Regions from separate parts of the Homo sapiens genome. Here region 2 is linked to region 1. Evidence: chromatin loops called from intact Hi-C (ENCODE). Cell type or tissue: mammary epithelial cell. All regions are shown on one strand.

What was found. Hi-C counts contacts between places; a loop is a spot of excess contacts. Peaks named below come from ENCODE experiments on the same cell type or tissue, not always from the same donor. Only the 100,000 strongest peaks of a DNase experiment are listed, where the experiment ranks them.
Region 2: it touches region 1 in a loop (2.3-fold over the local background); 3 of 110 quality-filtered maps call a loop at or near these places.

The regions. Positions count from the first base shown.
Region 1 is chr16:24,903,867-24,908,866 of GRCh38, forward strand. SLC5A11 (solute carrier family 5 member 11) reads left to right here. Exons shown (of 17, transcript NM_001352248.3): 12 at 2,791-2,898; 13 at 3,159-3,309; 14 at 4,097-4,265. Among named protein-coding and RNA genes, the nearest start is that of SLC5A11, 60 kb to the left of the region's middle. RefSeq lists an enhancer at 2,583-3,083. In mammary epithelial cell, a CTCF peak has its summit at 2,544 (motif pointing right); no DNase peak of the experiment used is centred here.
Region 2 is chr16:24,847,876-24,852,875 of GRCh38, forward strand. The region is part of intron 2 of SLC5A11 (solute carrier family 5 member 11); the gene reads left to right. Among named protein-coding and RNA genes, the nearest start is that of SLC5A11, 4.4 kb to the left of the region's middle. In mammary epithelial cell, no CTCF peak of the experiment used is centred here; a DNase peak (open chromatin) is centred at 2,886.

The DNA.
Region 1 (5,000 bases):
TATGTATTAATCCATTTTCACACTGCTATGAAGATATTACCTGAGACTGGGTAATTTATAAAGGAAAGAGGTTTAATTGATTCACAGTTCCACATGGTTGGAGAGGCCTCAGGAAACTTACAGTCATGGTGGAAGGCGAAGGGGAAGCAAGGACCTTCTTCACATGGTGGCAGGAGAGAGAAGTCCAAGCTCAGAAAATGCCAGACGTTTATAAAACCATCAGATCTCATGAGAACTCACTCACTATCATGAGTACACAAGGGGGAACCACCCCCATGATCCGATCACCTCCCTCCCTCGACATGGGGGGATTACAGTTCCCTCCCTTGACATGTGGAGATTACAATTGGAGATGAGATTTGGGTGGGGACACAGAGCCAAGCCATATCAGGATATATGCCCAGTAGCAAAATTGCTGGATCATATGGTAGTTCTATTTTCAGTTTTTTGAGGAACCTCCATAGTTTTCCATACTAGCTGTAGTAATTTACATCTCCACCAACAATGTATAAGAGTTTCCCCTTCTTCACATCTTCACCAGCATTTATTATGTTTTGTCTTTTTGATGATCCCCATTCTAACTAGGGTGAGATGATATCTCATGAGGTTTTGATTTGCATTTCCTTGATGATTAGTGATGTTAAGCATTTTTTCCTGTCTGTGCCAGCCACCTATTTTTTTAACAAGTCCACTAGAAGGTTGAGAACCCCAGGTCTAAAGGGCCAGTTTCAGGGCCAAGCACTCTGCCTCCCTATTTGCACTTCTCTCTCCACCACGGCTCCACTGGCTCCCTCCTAAATCTTCAACGGAGTCCACAGCTGCCTAAAAGTATTTTCTGATCCTGAGTTCTTGTGAGCCTGGAAAAAAACCCTCTTCTGCTAAGTCCATCTGAGAAATGGCACATATTTTTATTTTTTCATTAAACTTTAAGTTCTGGGATACATGTGCAGAACGTGCAGCTTTGTTACATAGGTATACATGTGCCATGGTGGTTTGCTGCACCAATCAACCTGTCATCTAGGTTTTAAGCTCCACGTGCATTAGGTATTTGTCCTAATGCTCTCCCTCCCCTTGCCCTCCACCCCCCGACAGGCCCCAGTGTGTGATGTTCCCCTCCTTGTGTCCATGTGTTCTTATTGTTCAACTCCCACTTATGAGTGAGAACATGTGGTGTTTGGTTTTCTGTTCCTGTGTTAGTTTGCTGGGAATGATGGTTTCCAGCTTCATCCATGAGAAATGGCACATATTTTTAAATAAACTATATGGAAATTAAGAGAGAAGCAAAACAACCCTCAAAACACAATCCCAGCACTTTGGGAAGCCAAGGCGGGAGGAACACTTGAGGCCAGGAGGTCAAGACCAGCCTGGGCAACATGATGGAACCCCGTCTCTACTAAAAATACAAAAAAAAAAAAAAAAAAAAAAAAAAACCTGGGTGTGGTGGCACGCCTATAATACCAGCTACAGGCTAGGAGGCTTAGGCAGGAGAATCGCTTGAACCTGGAAGAGGAAGTTGCAGTGAGCCGAGATTGTGCCACGCACTCCAGTCTGGGCGACAGAGTGAGACTCCATCTCAAGAAAAAATAAAAATAAAAATAAAAAAATTAATTAAAGAAAAAGAAATTAGCTGGGTGTGATGGTACATGCCTGTAATTCCAGCTACTTGGGAGGCTGGAGCCTGTGAGGCTAGGGTTGCAGTGAGCCAAGATGGCACCACTGAACTCCAGCCTGGGCGACAGAGCAAGACCCCATCTCAAAAACACGCGCGCGCGCGCACACACACACACACACACACACACACACACACACACACACACAGAGTTTAGAAATGCAGTATTTACAGAGCCAATCTTCTCTACCTGAGCTTTGAAATAAACTAAGGGTTTGCCTCCTGGCCATAATACTTACTAGCAATATAATCTGGAGAAACTAACCTCTGGGCCTCAGTTTATCTGTCTTTGAAATAGGGATAATAACAGTATCTTCCCCCATAGAGTTGTGAAAATTAAATGAGGTGTATGTACAAAGCTTACTGCAGCTCCTGAGTCATAGTAAACCTTCAGTTAATGTTGGGTTTGTGGAAGAAGAAGGTTTTGTGCTATGTTTGGATTTAACTGGGCTAGAGGCATCTTATTTCAGGCATCAGAGGGTGTGAAGCATTCTGACAAGAGAATCTACGTATAGGAAATGATTCATTAACCAGGACAGGTGAGCAGATGTTACTGAACAGTGAGTTAATGATCATGGACGGATCACTTGAGGTCAGGAGTTCGAGACCAGCCTGGCCAACATGGCAAAACCCCATCTCTACTAAAAATACAAAAATTAGCCGGGCATGGTGGTGGGTGCCTGTAATCCCAGCTTCTCGGGAGGCTGAGGCAGGAGAATCACTTGAACCTGGGAAGCAGAGGTTGCAGTGAGCTGAGATCGTGCCACTGCCCTCCAGCCTGGGCGACAGAGCAAGAGGCTCCGTCTCAAAAAAAAAAAAAAAAAAGACATTATTGTAAGATTGGCCACTAGGTGTCCCAGCTTCATCTGGGTTACGATAACAATAGCTGAATTTTTTCCAGCACTTCCTATAAAGTCGTGTTATTATCCTAGTTTTACAAATAGGGCAACTCGTCTCAGAAAGCGTAAGTAACAAGGTCACAGCTTATAAAGTCTAGACTCTTTTTTATTTCATTGAGCTATAAACTTCCATATGATAAGCCTGTGTCCGGCCCCATGTTGCCTGGGCCTGGGGCTCTGGGGGCCTGACTGCTCACCTCTGGGCCTGTGTTTCCTTCGTAGATCAAGTGGCCTGTGCAGATCCAGAGATCTGCCAGAAGATCTGCAGCAACCCCTCAGGCTGTTCGGACATCGCGTATCCCAAACTCGTGCTGGAACTCCTGCCCACAGGTAATGTCCCTTCACTCCTGAATCAAGTCCCCTGGAGCACCCAGAAAGGAGATCACCGGATGGGCTCTGATCCAAGGCAGGGTCAAGAAAGGAGGGCTGGTGGGGGAGGAAGACTCTGGGCTCCCCAAGAAAGGCTACGTCCTGCAGGAAGCTCTGCCCCGCCGTCCTCCCTGAGGTTCTGCCTCCTCCAGTTGAGCCCACTGGGATCGGCTGCTTTGGCAGAAAAGGACCGAGGCCCATGACCTCCCTTCCGCCCCCAGGGCTCCGTGGGCTGATGATGGCTGTGATGGTGGCGGCTCTCATGTCCTCCCTCACCTCCATCTTTAACAGTGCCAGCACCATCTTCACCATGGACCTCTGGAATCACCTCCGGCCTCGGGCATCTGAGAAGGAGCTCATGATTGTGGGCAGGTAAGTCCCCACTGGGTGGGGCTGGGGCAGGGGGAAGAGAGAGCTGAGCCCACCCAGAGGCAAAGTCCAGGTTCAGCCAGCAACCTATCCAGGCTGAAGAGCATTAGGACTCCATGTGCAAGACATTCATTCATTCAGGAGATGCTGAACGAGCACCTACTGTGTACCAGGCACAGGGCACATAACCATGAAAGGGCTCAGTTCTTGCCTTCATGGAGCCAGGGAAGGAGGAGAATAAGCAAATAATTTTAACCCAGCTGGGCGAGGTGGCTCACACCTGTAATCACAGTACTTTGGGAGGCCGAGGCGGTGGATCACTTGAGGTCAGGTGTTCAAGACCAGGCTGGCCAACATGGTGAAACCTCATCTCTACTAAAAATACAAAAATTAGCTGTGGTGGCGTGTGCCTGTAATCCCAGCTACTCAGGTGGCTGAGGCAGGAGAATCGTTTGAACCCAGGAGGCAGAGGTTGCAGTGAGCCAAGATGACGCACTGCACTCCCGCCTGGGTGACAGAGTGAGACTCTGTCTCAAAAAAAAAAATTAAAATAATAAAATAAAATAAGCTGGGAGTGTTGGCATGTGTCTGTAATCCCACCTATTCGGGAGGCTGAGGCAGGAGGATCACTTGAGCCCAGGAGTTGGAGGCTGCAGTGAGCTATGCTCTCACCACTGCACCCCGGCCTTGGCAACAGAACAAGACCCTGTCTATTAAAAGAGACAGAGAGAGGGAAAGAGGAGTAAATGTTCAGATGATGCTAATTTGTGCCTCTCGCCGCCGGCACCAGGGTGTTTGTGCTGCTGCTGGTCCTGGTCTCCATCCTCTGGATCCCTGTGGTCCAGGCCAGCCAGGGCGGCCAGCTCTTCATCTATATCCAGTCCATCAGCTCCTACCTGCAGCCGCCTGTGGCGGTGGTCTTCATCATGGGATGTTTCTGGAAGAGGACCAATGAAAAGGTAGCTCTGGATGGCTCCCACTATGCCAGAACCAAGTGCTGCCCCTTGAGGACTGGGATAGGATGGGAGGGGAGGGTGTTGGAGGGAGACACAGGCTGGAATTGGGTGTTGAGAGGGAGGGTGAGTTCCATTGGTGGAAGATACAGGGAGGGTGTTTATCTGACCTTTGCAAAAAAGCAATGAGAGGGCTGCTGCGATGGCTCACACCTGTAATCCCAGCACTTTGGGAGGCCGAGGTGGGTGGATCACTTGAGGTCAGGAGTTTGAGACCAGCCTGGCCAACATGGTGAAAGCCCATCATTACTCAAAATACAAAAATTAGCCGGGTGTGGTGGTGGGCGCCTGTAATCCCAGCTACTCAGATGCTGAGGCAGGAGAATCACTGGAACCTGGGGGGCAGAGGTTGCAGTGAGCTGAGACCACGCCACTGCACTCCAGCCTGGGCGACAGAGTGAGACTGTCTCAAAAAAAAAAAAAAAAAAAAAGCAATGAGAGGTTCTCATGAAAAGTATCTTGATGCATTTTTTGTTATTGAACAGGGAAGCTAAATTAAGAGGGAGTTAGTAAACTATTAGTAATCAATTCATTATAAAAAGATAAATGGTTAAGTATTGCAGAACCTTTTCAAATTGCTGACCCGTGCTTGCAGTGACCACCACAAGAAAGACAAGTCCTGGAGATGGCTTCTTGAGGTTCCTGGAGGCCAGAGCCCTTGGCGTCTCTAAGATGATCTTG
Region 2 (5,000 bases), 56 kb before region 1:
AGTGACAGAGACATGGACCTTTCTTTATGGGGCTTGCTGTGCAGTGCAGACAAGGGGTAATCACACACATCAAGTGTTACACTTGATTAGACTGTGATGAGAAGTTGTGTTTGCCATGAAAGCAAAAAGCTTGGGGACCCAATTTATATTGAGGCCAAGAGGGGGCTCCTTTGGGGATATACAGCAGGCTGACATCTAAAGGATGAGTAGGAGCTTGTCCAGCAAAGAGTGCAGGGAAGAGCATCCCAGGCAGAGGGAACAGAATGGCAAAGACCCTGAGGCCAGAAATCGTGTTCCAGGAATAAAATGAATGCTAGTATGTGGTGGGGTTGGAAGCACAACAAAGCACCCCAGCAGCATGGAGATGTTTTGAGCAGGAAAATGATCTGATCTGACTCATACTTAAAGATTTCTCTGGCTTCCGTGTGAGGGGCGGATTAAAAGGAAGCAAGGCTGGGTGAGGTGGCTCATGCCTGCAACCTCAGTGCTTTGGGAGGCCAAGTTGGGAGGATTGCTTGAGGCCTGGAGTTTGAGACCCGTCTGGGCAACATAGCAAGACCCCGTCTCTACAAAAAAATTACAAAATAAGAAGTTAGCTGGAGGCCAGGCATGGTGGCTCACACCTGTAATCCCAGCACTGTGCAGGGATCATTTGAGCCCATGGGGTTGAGGCTGCAGGAGCTGTGTTTGTGTCACTGCACTTTAGCCCAGGCAACAGAGTGAAACCCTGTCTCAAAAAATAAAAAATTAGCTAGGCATGTTGGCATGTACCTGTGGTCCCACCTACTTGGGAGACGGAGGTGGGAGGATCCCTTGAGCACAGATGTTCGAGAGTTTGAGGCCACAGTGAGCTCTGATGGCACCATTGCACTGCGGCTTGGTCAAGGGAACAAGACCCTGTCTCTAAAAATTAAGTAAATTAAAACAAAAATAAAATAATAAAATAAAAAGGAAGGAAGAATGGATATCGGGGAGGTAAGACTGGAGGGTCTTTCTCTAACCTAGACAGAAGTGATGGTGGCTCAGACAAGGGTGATAGCACTAAAAATGAGGGAAAATGTGTGGATTTATTATGTTTTGGAAGTAAGAGAGAATGGAATTGGGAGTGAATAGATTCTGGGAGGTGAGAAAGAGATGCTATAAATTCTTCGATGAGACATTTACATACCAGGCACTCTTGGTGCTTAGATGTAGTGCCTGGCACATAGAGGTGCTCACAGACCACTTGATAAGTGAACAAATGGACTAATGCCTTATAGATGACTCAGGTTTCTGGCAGGAGTGGCAGAGTGGCTGCAGCTGTCATTTAGTGAGGTGGGGAAGACTGGAAGAAGCACGTGCTTGGGCTGGAAAGCTTGGTCTGTAACTCGCACGTGTGAACTTTCAGACATCTATTAAGTAACAATGAGAAGCCGGGCACGGTGGCTCACGCCTGTAATCCCAGCACTTTGGGAGGCCGAGGCGGGTGGATCACCCGAGGTCAGGAGTTCAAGACAAGCTGGGCAACATGGTGAAACCCCATCTCTACTAAAAACACAAAAATTAGCCAGGCGTGGTGACACATGCCTGTAATCCCAGCTACTCGGGAGGCTGAGGCGGGAGAATCGCTTGAACCCGGGAGGCAGAGGTTGCAGTGAGCAGAGATTGCACCACTGCACTCCAGCCTGGGTAACAGAGCGAGACTCTGCCTTGGGGGCAAAAAAAAAAAAAAAAAAAAAATATATATATATATATATATATATATATATCCATGAGAGATGCCACGTTGGCATTTGGATGGACAGGTCTGGGCTCAGAAGGTGCTCTGTGATGTCTATTCTCTCTGGAATAATGAGACAAGATCATCCCTGAAAGGCAGGTGAAGGACAACGCTCTGCCGGGTCCCCTGCACTCACTGGGCATATGCCCTGTTACCCTGCTGTGGACCATTCAGGGAACGCTGCCCTGCCCTGCCATGCCTAGAATTTATTTCCAGATACCTGAAGCCGTGGCTCTTGCTAACGGACTAGGGGTGATCCTGGCCTCTGCTTCAGCCTCAAATCCTGAGATGTCTTTTTAAAATTTTTTATTTTATTATCATTATTATTATCTATTATTTGAGACAGGGTCTGGAGTGCAGTGGTGCAATCACAGCTCACTACATCCTCAACCTCTTGGGCTTAAACAATCCTTCTGCCTCAGCCTCCCAAATAGCCAGGCCCACAGACACACAGCACCATGCCCAGCTAATTTTTAAAAATTTGTTGTAGAGGAGAAAAAAAAAAGGGTCTCACTACATTGCCCAAGCTGGGCTCAAACTCCCGGCCTCAAGCGATCTTCATGCCTTGACCCCCCAGAATGCTGGGATTATAGGCATGAGCCATTGAGCCCAGCCAGGATCTGTCTTTTTGGCCTTTTTGTAGAGATCTCTCTGTTTCTATGAACCCCATGGCATCAACGGGTGGAGGAGGCCAGGGGTGGTCATTTAGCTCCTTATTCCTGCAGTTCTAGTCCCAGACAGCCCTTCTCTGCCTTCCAGGACTGACTCTTTTCCTCTTGTAGGGCTGCCTCCACTAGGCTCCCTAGACCCAGGCCAGGCCAGGGCACAGCTTGCTGCAGTGCAGCAGGCAGTCAGCGCCACTGCAGCCCAGGAGTGGTAGGAAAGGGTGCGAGTGGCTTCCAGCCTGGGTGATGAGACCCGTGCCAGTCCTTATCACATCTGGAATTTTCCCCACCAAGGTCCACGTGTCTCGGGGTAGTTAGGAGCTCTAGAGTTAAACCTGGGTTGGAGCCCTGCTTCAGTCATTTACTAGCAGTGTGGCCTTAGACCCGGCCTCAGCTTTGTTTTCCTCACCTGTACAATGGAGTTAATCAGAGTCCTTGTAGGGAGGCTGTGACTTCAAAACATGATTCATGCACATATGTGGCCAAGGTTTGCCTAACCACAAAGTTTATTCGTTTTTTTTTTTTCTTTAAGACAGAGTCTTGCTCTGTCACCCAGGCTAGAGTGCAGTGGTGAAATTTCAGCTCACTGCAACCTCCACCTCCCAGGTTCAAGCGATTCTTCTGCCTCAGCCTCCCAAGTAGCTGGGATTACAGGAGCCCACCACCACGCCCTGCTAATTTTTGTATTTTTAGTGGAGACAGGGTTTCATCACGTTGGCCAGGCTGGTCTCGAACTCTGGACCTCAAGCAATCCACCTGCCTCAGCCTCCCAAAGTGCTGGGATTACAGGCATAAGCCACTGCACCCGGCCTAGTTTATGCTCCTTTTATTTTTATTTTTATTGTTTTTAGAGATAGGGTCTCACTCTGTCACCAGGCTGGAATGCAGTGGTGCAATCATAGCTCAATGCAGTCTCAAACTCCTGGGCTTGGGCCCAGGGCAGTGGCTCACGCCTGTAATCCCAGCACTTTGGGAGGCCAAGGCAGGCGGATCACCTGAGGTCAGGAGTTCAAGACCAGCCTGGCCAACATGGTGAAACCCCATGTCTACTAAAAATACAAAAAAAGAAAAAAAAAATTAGCCGGACGTGGTTGCAAACGCCTGTAATCCCAGCTACCTGGGAGGCTGAGGCAGGCGAATCGCTTGGGGGCAGGAGAATCGCTTGAAGCCAGGAGGCAGAGGTTGCAGTGAGCCAAGATTGCACCACTGCACTACAGTCTGGGGGACAGAGTGAGACTTCATCTCAAAAAAAACAAAACAAAACAAAACTCCTGGGCTCAAGCAATCCTCCTGCCTCAGCCTCCCAAGTCATGCTTTCTTTAAAAAAAATGGTTTTATAAAATGGACGGGGAACAGAACAAGTACTCTGTATTTAATCACATTACACATACAATGAACATGCCTACTGCTTTTTACAAACCTGTGACGTATGTCTAATTATTAACCTCATTTCGTAGATGGGAAATTGAGCCTCAGAGAGGTGACTTGCCCACGATGAAGGAGCTCACAGGAGGCAGAGCTGGGATCTGAGTCAGGGCGGTGCAGTTCTAAAGTATTTACACTTTACGCTTTATCACGACATATCTATTTCCTGGAGAGTCTGTTGCTCATAATTAAAATTTGTAATTAGTCATTGTCATTTTCATTCAGAGCAGGGAACTTCCCTTGCTTCTCTCTCTCTCTCTCTCTCTCTCTCCCACTCTATCTGTTTCTCCCCCGATTCCTGCCACCCCCTCTAATGTGTTTGATACTCATCTGGAAATACGCCTGCACTCTGGCAAAATAGTACTATTTTGTGTCTTTGAGTGCTTTGGCTTCATGCTATAAATTGTGCTCTGTTTATTTCCCTCCTTTTTCTTTCATTATGAAACGTTTCAGACACACAGAAGTTATAAAGAATCACGCACATCCAGAAGCCAGCCTAAGGCATGAAATGCGGCAAATACAATCACAGCTCACCTTCCCACACCTGTGACCTGGGAACCTCTTTTCTGATCTTTTCCTTGCACTGGGGTGTGGAAATTTTTCACATCTCCTGGGGCGTGGAAAATTTTCACATCTACCATAGCAAATTATGTCAGTGGCCAAAAGGAAGGGATGAGAGAAGTCCCTGCTCCACTGAGCTTCCTTTTGTGCATTGGCCAATAGGCGACCTCAAGGGTAGGCTGTTCTCCTTGCCAACAAAGCCTTTGTTATAACACAAGCTGCCGTGAATCCTCCCCGCGGGCACAGGGAGGGTTCTTCACAAGAGGTGAAGAAGGAGCCACCCCCAACCACCCCAACCAGACCCTCCTGAGGCAGCCTGGGAGCCAAACATCACCATGCAAGGGACAAAGGGTGCCCGGGGTCACTTCACCGAGTGGGCCCAGGTACACACAGGGTGCAGGGGACTGAGATGAAAACCCAGAGGACGGGGCCAAGTCTACGCTTCTCATTGTTTTGTCCTTCATGCCAAACACAGAGCTTGGCACACAGTTGTTGCTTAATAAATGTTTATTTCACTGAGTCCCCAGGGCCTAGCACAGAGCATGGCACATAGCTGATGCCTAATAAATGTTTGTTCTACTGAGTCCCCA